2 separate regions of the Mus musculus genome follow, and region 1 is linked to region 2. A link is a contact called in ENCODE POLR2A ChIA-PET data. All regions are on one chromosome and are shown on one strand. The core of a region is the stretch at or near the end of the contact, and the rest is flanking DNA. Distances in the headings are between cores, read along the strand shown. Region 1 holds the start of Unc119 (unc-119 lipid binding chaperone). Region 2 holds the start of Rpl23a (ribosomal protein L23A).

What was found. ChIA-PET counts read pairs that join two places held with the same protein, here RNA polymerase II (POLR2A).
Region 1: POLR2A ChIA-PET joins it to region 2 with 13 read pairs in embryonic stem cell. The contact joins the promoter of Unc119 here to the promoter of Rpl23a in region 2. POLR2A ChIA-PET finds 5 or more read pairs at or near these places in 3 of 5 experiments (Patski and embryonic stem cell).

Annotation. Positions count from the first base shown.
Region 1 is chr11:78,340,487-78,345,904 of GRCm38, forward strand. Unc119 (unc-119 lipid binding chaperone) reads left to right here and starts at 3,009. Exons shown (of 5, transcript NM_011676.3): 1 at 3,009-3,300. The coding sequence starts at 3,081. Pigs (phosphatidylinositol glycan anchor biosynthesis, class S) reads left to right here. Exons shown (of 12, transcript NM_201406.1): 11 at 739-949; 12 at 1,248-2,290. The coding sequence ends at 1,523.
Region 2 is chr11:78,181,251-78,186,327 of GRCm38, forward strand. It overlaps Rpl23a (ribosomal protein L23A), which reads right to left and starts at 2,334. Exons shown (of 5, transcript NM_207523.2): 1 at 2,269-2,334; 2 at 1,553-1,736; 3 at 167-343. The coding sequence starts at 2,293. Snord42b (small nucleolar RNA, C/D box 42B) reads right to left here and starts at 1,863; the gene lies at 1,809-1,863. Snord42a (small nucleolar RNA, C/D box 42A) reads right to left here and starts at 96; the gene lies at 52-96. Snord4a (small nucleolar RNA, C/D box 4A) reads right to left here and starts at 506; the gene lies at 437-506.

The DNA of each region.
Region 1 (5,418 bases), core at 1,759-4,258, 160 kb after region 2:
GCGTATACCCTCTTACCTGGTCTTGTTTTTTTCATTTTTAAATTTTTTATTTTATTTTTTACTTTATGTGTATGGATGGTTTGCCTGCATGTATGCCTGGTGCCCACAGAGACCAGAAGAGGGCTTTGGATCCCCTGGAACTAGAGTTACAGATGGTTGTGAGCCATCAAGTGGATGATGGAAACCCAATTCCTCTGGAAGAACAACTAGTGCTCTTACCACTAAGCCATCCTTCCAGCTTTTTTCCTTTTTTCTCTCTTCTCTTCTCTTCTCTTCTCTTCTCTTCTCTTCTCTTCTTTCTTTCTTTCTTTCTTTCAAGAAAATAGCTATTTATTCTGTGCTAACCCCTGAGTTAAGGGGTCACCTGACACTATGTTGAAGATGCTAAGGAGGTGCCTGGGCTAACTAGGAGTGTATTCTGATGATTAGCAGTACCTTCAAGCACACACACCTTGTCAAAGGGGAACTATCATGCCAGTTCCACGGAGCCCATTTGCTCAAAGAAAGGATGCAGAGAGGGGACTAAACTAAGTTGGGGCTCCCAGAAACACTTCAACCACAGCTCCTTCTTCAGAGATCTTGGAACTCCAGCATGAAAATGGGGAAGCCTTGGTCAAGGCGGGTTTTGGACCTGCGTCATTTGCTGCTCATCTCTCTGCTCCCTCACTCCCCACCCCCACTCAGTAAAACTGAGAACACCTGTCTGCAGCGACCTTGGTCTTCCTGTGCCCCCCACAGGCTGCTCTTTGGAATTGCTCAGCCCCAGGTGCCTCCCAAATGCCTGCTCTCAGGACCAAAGAGTGAAGGACTCATGACCTGGGAGCTGGACCGATTGCTCTGGGCTCGCTCCGTGGAGAACCTGGCCACGGCCACCACCACCCTCACCTCCCTGGCCCAGCTTCTGGGGAAGATCAGCAACATTGTCATCAAGGATGATGTGGCTTCTGAGGTAAATGTGCCAGGAAGGGGTGGGCCAGGGTGTGTGGGGGCATGCCATCCTTAAATAAATATCTCAGGCTTCCTCTGGAAGCCATTCCAGCTCCTAGTGGGAGTCTAGGTGGGGACAAATGAAAGTTTCAAGCTGCCCCTCAGAAAATAAACAACAGCTGTGTCTTGTTTTGTTTTTTAAACTAACTTCCACACACCTCTGTGGACTCTAGGAAACTTCAGAGGGTACTAAAAGGCCAGGCCCTTCTCCCTGCCCCACGTCTAGGACATACTGCTAACCCCATCCCTCACCCTCCTAGGTATATAGGGCTGTGGCTGCCGTCCAGAAGGCAGCAAAGGCCTTAGCCCTTGGGCACCTGTCGTCCGCCTTTGCTGCCAGCCAGGAAGCCGTGACCTCCTCCGAGCGCGCCTTTTTTGACCCCTCCCTCCTCCACCTCTTGTATTTCCCCGACGACCAGAAGTTTGCTATCTACATTCCCCTCTTCCTGCCCATGGCTGTGCCCATCCTCCTGTCCCTGGTTAAGATCTTTCAGGAAACTCGCAAGTCCTGGAAAAAGCCTGAGAAGATAGACTGATCCGGGCAGCATGTCAGAGGGAGCCCTCCTCTCTAGCCACGCTGGGAGGGTGTTGGGCCAAGAGACCAAGGCAAGGTCTGCTGGTGATGACATGTCTTCACTCTCGCCCGTGGGCTCTCTACGGATGGCACTCCACGATGGGCTCCCTTCCCCTCCTAGTCCACTGGCTTGCTCCTCCATGCCTACAAGCCTCAGAAGGTACCCTTCCTGATCTCCATATCTGGCTCGAACTTGAAAGCCTTTGTGTGCCTACCTCTGGACAGGGGTACTTTGTCCTTGCAGCCTGTCAGCACAGCATACAAACGCACTGAGAGGTGAATTTAGGGGAGTACTTGAGTTGAATTGTAGCCCTGTCCTCTCCACTTCTGAGACCACCTCCCTCCTTCCTCAGCTTCTTGACTGGCGTCACCCACTGGGGACAGCCTGGTCTAGGAGGCAGTGGCTTAGGATCTTCTACCTTGTGGCTAAGGTTCCCCTCTACCCTTTCAGAGAGGTAGTGTGGAACAGGAGAAAACATTTCTGACTTGGAACCCAACAGGCCTGAATCAGACTCCGGCTTCTGCACTTAACAGACTAGAGAGCATCAGCTAAGCCGCTCCTCGCTCCTCACCTGAGCCTCAGGTTTCCATTGGTGGGAAAGCACTGATGATGTCACCCTCAGAAAGGGGCTGGATTAAATGTGATAAGCCTGTAAAAGTGTTCTGTATATTGGGCTCTTTAAAAACATACATTAGACTGTTATTAAACGTTGGTTGAATATGAGTTGATATGGATGACCATAACTCGTTCTTGTGTGAGAAGCAGACTGACCTGTTCTAGCTCACCATGTGTTCTTCCTGCCTCCCGTCCTGAGCATCCTGGGGACGGCTCGACACCTGGGCTGTGCTGCCTGCATGTTGTAGGGTGCCTGCGGATTGTAGGGTGCCTGAAGCAGCTTTTAGCAGGAGTTCTAGTGGGGAGTAGCTTGAGCCAGTGACAGCCCTGGGATAGCAACTCAATTCAACAAAGGAAAATACTGGGTGGGTACTGGCTGCAAGGAGCTGTGTGGTAGTGCTAGGGTGTTACGAGGAACAGTGTATAGAGCATCTCTGCTTTCATAGAGCTGACCTTTGAGGAGGAAGGGTCAGGGAACAAGCAAGAATTTCACTTAATGTATTACAAAAAAAAAAGGGCTGGTTAGCTGGAAATTGAGAAGAAGTACTTTAGAACTGGGTGGGTTGAGACCTGGGCTGAAGTCAGGACAAAGGTATCAGGGAAAGACCTTGAGGTTGGAACCCAGGAGAGAAAGAGGAGAGGTATTCGGTAACTACATTGTCAAAAAGAATCTACATTGTCAAAAAGTTCACAAGGACCCCCAGGATTCTGGCTCCCCCGCTGGAGACGCCAGGCGGTGGGCGGGGTATGTGTGACCCGCCTCCCGTGGGCGTGACCAAGGCGGGACGGCACCTGGGGCCCGGCCGGGGGTGGGGCGGCGGACGCTCCCCCTTCCCCTGGCTCCAGCCGGCGCAAGCAGCGGCGGCGGTGGCAGCGGGCGAGGATCTGCGGCCCCGCGAGGCCATGAAGGTGAAGAAAGGCGGCGGCGGGACCGGGTCGGGGGCGGAGCCCGTTCCAGGGGCCTCGAACCGGAGCGCGGAGCCCACGCGGGAGCCTGGGGCGGAAGCTGAGTCCGGGTCCGAGTCGGAGCCGGAGCCAGGCCCGGGGCCCAGGCTGGGGCCGCTGCAGGGCAAGCAGCCCATCGGGCCGGAGGATGTGCTGGGGCTGCAGCGGATCACGGGTGGTGAGCACCGGCGAGGGAGCGCCACCCGCGGGCTGGAGGGAGAGCGCGGGAGGGGGCCCACGAGGCTCAGAGTCCAGCCCCCACCCCTCCCCCACGCAGTGCCCCTCCTCTGTATCCCCTTACTCTCTCTCTCTTTGCCTCCAAGCCTGAAATCTCTGTGCTCTTTCCCTTGGTCTCTTGATGCGCCCCCTCCTCTCCTTGAAGTGGCTTCTTTTCACCCCACTCCTTCTTTTTCAAGGGGCCCACCCCTTTTCCCATGGTGGAGGTGGGGCAGCAGCTGCATCTGTAACCCTTTCCCCAGTGGAGTCTTCGGAACCCTTTGAGGGTGCTCGCACAGAGGAGTGTGCCTCATTGCAGGCTGTCTTCAGTGGCCACATCAGGCTAGGTGGAGGCAAGGAAAACCTTCAGGCTCCCTGACCGACCGTTATAGCCCTCACTCTGCTTCCCCGAGGAAGGCTGAGGCCATACTCTGCCCAGGAACATTGCTGATACGGGTGCTTCCGTCTGTTGGCTGTGGGCCCTGTGATGGAAGCAAGTGCGTGACCCCCCTCCCCCCAAGTCAGGACTTGTTCTTTTTCCAGGGCTCTCTCATCAAGGGAAGGCTAGTCTCCACTGAAACTGAGTTTCTGAGCTGTGCTACCTGGATTAGAGTCCCAGAGTTTGCCCGGAAATTGGCTGTGTGACCTTGGGGATGTAATTTCATTTGCAGGAGCATGTTTGCTTTTTTTTTTTTTTTTTTTTTTTTTTCCCATCTGTAAAATGGGAACAAGAACAATGTTACCTCCCTCAAGGTTATTGTGAAAAATAAAGCCAGTCTTCTGATTTTGGACAATGTTTGGCATGCTGTGCACGCTGTCAACAGGGTTCCTTTATCAACAGTGTTGGAAGCTACATAGGACTGTTCAGAGTGGCTGCCTGCAGGCAGATAAGTGATCGTTCAGGGCCAAGGCAGGCACCGCTACAGACAGTGCACAAGGACTAGAGAGTCTTCTGGCAAAAGGTTGGCTGAGCCTTGAGGAATGGAAGGTATTTGGAGAGACAGTGGCGGGTTGCCTTGGAATGGGTAGGTCACCAGCAACCTGCTCCGGCTCCACTTGTGAGCTTAGACTTCCCTTCTCTGGGATGGACACGGGTGCTAGTGTGGAAATAAACCCGCTAGCCTCAGGAGCAGCAGAGCCCAGGGCTCCCAGACAGCTGTGGAGGGGACCAGGATGACAGGCCTGAGCTTGTGCATCTGGGTCCCCAGGGGCCTCCCTCCTCCTTCCAGGGCTAGACAGCGGCATTCTTGGCTAGACTTCCCCAGCACTTGCTTCCTTGGCCAGGCAGCCCTCAGTGGAGGGAGGGGCCTTGACCAGGCTGATGTGGAAGCCCGTGGGCTGCTGCCTTTTGCAACAGGAGACCTTACAGCTTAGCTTGGCCCTGTGCGTTGGAGGGCAGGTTCACTGGCCTCTGGCCTGGATAACTGGAGGCTTATTTTGCAATGGAGGAAGCTTCCAGGTGAAGTCACAGCATGTGTCTCCCAGTCTGGAGGAAATGGCATAGCATGTGGAGGATGAGTTAAGACAAGTGCCTCTTTAAGAGCCCTTTTCTGTGCAGGATTTGAAAACAGGGTTCCAGGCCTCTCCACCTTGCCTGCATCTTGTGACCCTAATCACACAGGGCTGAGGTTTGCTGTTTCTGGATTACCAGGCCTTGAATCCAGATTAGGAAGCTATTTCTGTCCACAAGGACGAGAGCAGGTGGGTTCTGAGCCACTCTGCTCATTACTCTGGCCTGACCTTGGGTCCTAGGCCTCGTCTTTTTCTTGGCTGAGGAGAGGAAGTGGCTGCCTTCCTAGGCAGCCCCTGATCCTCGCTCCTTGTAAGGGCAGAGAGGCCCACAAGTTGAGTTTGCAGTGTAAGAGACTGAGTGCAGAGTGTGAGAAATCCTTCCCAGTGAGAGGAGAGGGTTCCAGGCTGGGCCTGCTGTAAGAAAGGAGGCTTTTCCTGGGAGTTGGGCAACTAGGCCTCTGCTTCCAGTTCTGCCCCCCCTTCTCCCTCTGCCCTGCAGCATCTTTCTATAGCTTTATCTCAGACCTCAGCTCCAACGAGCTAGAGAGCTGTCAGGAGGGCTTCCTGG
Region 2 (5,077 bases), core at 1,084-3,583:
AGATGCTCACAACCCCTGCCCTTCCCACACCCTTCCCATATCCCTCCTCAGCATCAGTGGTTCCTTTGTTGGTGTCATTCTTTTCCAAACATTGAGTTTTCCATCATTTGCACAGAGCTTAAGTAAAGGCCCACAAGCTTTCTGATCTCTGCCTGGCCCAACTCACCTTATCAGGGTATTGACTTTGGCCACATCGATGTCATAGAGTTTCTTGACAGCCTGTTTGATCTGATGCTTATTGGCCTTGACATCCACAATGAACACAAGAGTGTTGTTGTCCTCTATTTTCTTCATGGCTGACTCCGTGGTCAGTGGGAATTTGATGATAGCATAGTGGTCAAGCCTAGGGAGAGATGGGAGAGGAAAATGGAGTTAGCTGCCCTGGTGCCAGCATTCAACACATGGTTTACTTTAGAACCAGACTAGGAAAGAATAGGTGCATCAGACAATAGATCACAATCATCTTTATCAGACTTTGGTCGCTAAATAATGTCATCACATGCACCCAAACCACTATGGGCTCAACTTCCCATTTACAGTCAAATCCTGTATATTCTCTTGACTAAAGAATCAAGTTTAATTTATGCATTTATCCACTGGAGTTCCACATTTACTATTATGAGACCAGATCAAATAAATAACTATAGAGAAAATTGTGCTCAATTGCTAGAGGTTGGCTACACCCCAAGAGTGTAGTTGAGGCAGGGGCTCACAATACAGCACAAGCTAGCCTGAAATCCAAGAGCCACACTCACTCACACCCGCCCCTCTGATCTGAGACATGAACCCCAAGATGACCTTGGACTTGAGATTCTCTAGCCTCCACCACCCAGCATTACAGAATAACCACCAAGCATGGTGAAAACAATGCAACTCTAAAATTGGCCTTGAGCTATCAGGAAACAACTTTTTCTTAAGATTCTGAAAAGCCAAGTTTTTACTTATGCAACTGCCAAGTAATGACTCAAAAATTCTAGGTACAAATAGGCAATGAATTGTGTCTGGTGAGTACTTCCCCCATAGACAAAACACTTTTCAGTAAGCATTCTCTCAAACTTCCTTTGAGTAGCGTCAGAATTTGATCAATTAAGTGTCTTTCAGGCTGGAGAGATGGCTCATCTGTTGAGAACACTGACTGTTCTTCCAGAGGTCCTGAGTTCAATTCCCAGCAACCACACGGTGGCTCACAAATGTCTGTAGTGGGATCCGATGCCCCCTTCTAGTGAGTGTATCTGAAGACTGCTGCAGTGTACTCATGTAAATAAAAAAACAAATAAATCTTAAAAAAAAAAGTGTGTTTCATAACACTATTCGAAGGCCATCACTCCCCAATTGGACATCTTAATCAACACTCTCCTGTGTTCCAACAAGTCCCCTATCACTTGGAACCAAGATAAGCAACATCTCTTTGAAGTCAACTTTCAAACACTGACTAAATAACCTCACACTTCCACCGCACCAGCTCCTTCAACAATTGTGTTTTATAAGGGAAGCTACGTTAAGAACTCCTAATGCCCTACTACATGCTACTGGGTCCAGGGTCCCTACTGACTTGTTTCTCCTGGGCGCACTCTTCCGAGGATATTTTGGCTGCCTCCGGAGCCGCAGGGTCTTGGGCCGCCGGAAGGTGGGTGACGTTCGGATCTTCTTCTTTTTGTGGCTGTGGACGCCTTTCAGCACCGCCTTCTTAGCTTTCAAGGCCTTCGCTTTGGCTTCGGCTTTGGGAGGGGCAGGAGCTGGGAGAGGACAATTAAAATTAAGTGTGGCATTCGTAAAGTGACCCCTTCCGGCCGTCCTGCCAGCATGTGCATCAGTGGTTCCTTTGAAGACATCACAGGTCTCAGGAGACTTCAGATTTTTTCCATCATATGCACGATACCACAGGCAAAGATAATTAACCCGTTGTACCATCACGTGGGTGCGTATAACCCCATTTAACGTGGGGAAAGGGCGAATAAGGACTACTTTTAATCCCTTATAGGTCTGGAGACCCGGAGCGCCACCCTGTGGATGTTAAGGAGCTTCCCAAAGTCAAATGCTTGGCCATCAGTGGCGGCCGCTGCCGGCCCGGTGGCTTTGCCAATCCCCTGCACTGGAACCAGCCCATGCGGCTTGGCCCACGCGGTCCTCATACCCCGCAGCGGGGCCTAGTCGCGACAGTAGCCACAGAACAAGCCCCCCATGGCTTAGCCGGGCATTCTTCTTCCCCGCGAGTTCGCTCTGCGGGTATCCAAGACCGACCTGACAGATTCCCATACCGCAACATACCTTCCTTCTTCGCTTTCGGCGCCATCTTGGCTGAAAAGGATGGCCCAGCCCAATTCCCATGAGCTTATAGAATGGAGGCTCATAAAAGTCTCGCGATAGCTTATATATAGCACTGATTGGATGAACTGTAATATGAGGCTTCTTGGGAATTGTAGTTCCATTTAATTCCCTAGAGTGGGAGACCAAGCATGCGCCACCTTTCCCTTTGAAAGGGCTTCTTGGGAAATGTGGCGTTTTTTGGTTTGGTTTAGTTTGGTTTTCCGACACAGGGTTTCTCTGGGGGAATTGTAGGTTTTGGCTTTTTGTTTTTGTTTTTTTCTAAAGATTTATTTACTTTATGTATATGAGTACACTGTAGCTGTACAGATGGTTGAGTCTTCATGTGATTGTCAGGAATTAATTTTTTTGTTGTTTGTTTTCTTGTTTTTCGAGACAAGGTTTTTCTGTGTAGATTGGCTGTCTTGGAACTCACTCTGTAAACCAGGCTGACCTCAAACTCAAATCTGCCTGCCTCTGCCTCTGCCTGCGGAGTGCTGGGGTTAAAGGCGTGCGCCACCACTGCCCAGCATGAATTGAATTTTTGGGAACTCTGCTCACTCCAGTCGGCCCCGTTTGCTCTCTGGTCCAAAGATTTATTTTATTTATTATTATACTTAAGTACACTGTAGCTGTCTTCATTTGTTCCAGAAGAAGGTGCCAGGTCTCATTACCGGTGAGCTATCATGTGATTGCTGGGATTTAAACTAATGACCTTCAGAAGATCAGCCAGTGTTCTTACCCTAGGGTCCCTAGGTTTTGGTTTGGTTTTGTTCTGTTCTGTTTTGTTTCGTTTTGAGTTGTTCTTTTCGAGAGAGGGTTTCTCTTTCTCTAGTTCTGGCTGTCCTGGAACTCACTCTGTAGAGGAGGCTGGCTTTGAACTCACCAAGATCTACATACTTCTGACTGCTGAGTGCTTGGATTAAAAGGCCTGTGCCAACACTACGTGGCCTGAGTTGTAGGTTTTTTTTGTTGGTTTGTTTGTTTGTTTTTTGTTTGTTTTTTGAGACAGGGTTTCCCTTTATAGCTCTGACTGTCCTGGAGCTCATTTTGTAGACCAGGCTGGCCTCGAACTCAGAAATCCGCCTGCCTCTGCCTCCCGAGTGCTGGGATTAAAGGCGTGCGCCACCACGTCCGGCTTGAGTTGTAGTTTTTAAAAGAAAAATGTTTATTCCCCTAGGTCTAAAACAGTGGGTGGTTATAGCATCTGGTAGCTGTGTTAAGGTCCTTAAAATTTCAGTTCGTGAGCAATTTCTAGTCTTAGGGAAGAAGTTTGCAGTGTCAGAAGCCTATAACAGTACCAACTGGGAAGAATACAGTTTAAGGGATTAGAAGGACTAGAAGGACGGTCAACACTTAAGATCATGTAGTTCGGGCTGGTGAGATGGCTCAGTGGGTAAGAGCACCCGACTGCTCTTCGGAAGGTCCAGAGTTCAAATCTCAGCAACCACATGGTGGCTCACAACAATCCGTAACAAGATCTGACTCCCTCTTCTGGTGTGTCTGAAGACAGCTACAGTGTACTTACATAAAATAATAAATAAATCTTTAAAAAAAAAAAAAAAGATCATGTAGTTCTCTTTCAGAGGACCTGGTTGGATTCCCAGAAGTCATATCTCTGTGGACACCTGTACTTATGTGCACATACCCGTACACAAACTTATTATAAAGGATTTTTAACAGAGGCAGGCAGATTTCTGAATTCGAGGCCAGCCTAGACTGCAGAGTGAGTTCCAGGACAGCCAGGGCTATACAGAGAAACCCTGTCTTGAAAAAAACAAAAAAAGAAAAAAAAAAAAAAAAGGATTTTTAAGCCAGATGTGGATTATACACACCTTTATTCCCAGCAGTTCAAGCCCAGGTTGGTCTACATAGCAAGTTCCAGGACAGCCAAAGCTACATAGAGAGATCCTGTTCCAAAAACAAAACAAACAAGCAAAAACAAAACCCAAGCCGGGCGTGGTAGCCCACGCCTTTAATCCCAGCACTGGAGAGGCAGAGGCAGGTGGATTTCTGAGTTTGAGGCCAGTCTGATCTACAAAGTGAGGTCCAGGACAGCCAGGGCTATACAGAGAAACCCTGTCTTGAAAAACCAAAAAAGAAAAAAAACCAGGGAAAATATTTTTTGTTTTGTTATTGTTGTTTTTGAGACAGGGTTTCTCTGTGTAGCCCTGGCTGTCCTGGAACTCACTTTGAGACCAGGCTGGCCTTGAACGCAGAAATTTGTCTGCCTCTGCCTCCAAAGTGCTGGGATTAAAGGCGTACACCACCACTGCCTGTCTGAAAATAATTTAAATACAATTTGTAGCCTGGCGTGGTGACACACACCTTTAATCTCAGCACGAGAAAATAAATGCAGTCAGATCTCTGTGAGTTCAAGGTCAGCCTGATCTACATGGCAAATTACAGGTTAGTCAGGTATATGTAGTGAGACCACTCTCAAAAAGATAGATAGATAGATAGATAGATAGATAGATAGATAGATAGATAGATAAATGATAGAAGGCCTTTGTAGGCCACACCTATAATCCCAGCACTCAGGAGACAAGAAGATTGACACAAAGTCAAGGCCAGCCTGTGGTACACAGTAAATTCCAGACCAGCCAGCACTACATAGTGAGGCTGCCACAAACAGATAAACAAGATACAAACAGATTGCAGTTTGCCTAAGTGATGCAGATAAAGCGAAGCTGTGCAATGTTAGGACAGGATTTTCTCCACCTTCTCCATCTGACCTGTGGGAGACTGAGGTTGCAGAGCTGAGTCCAATGTA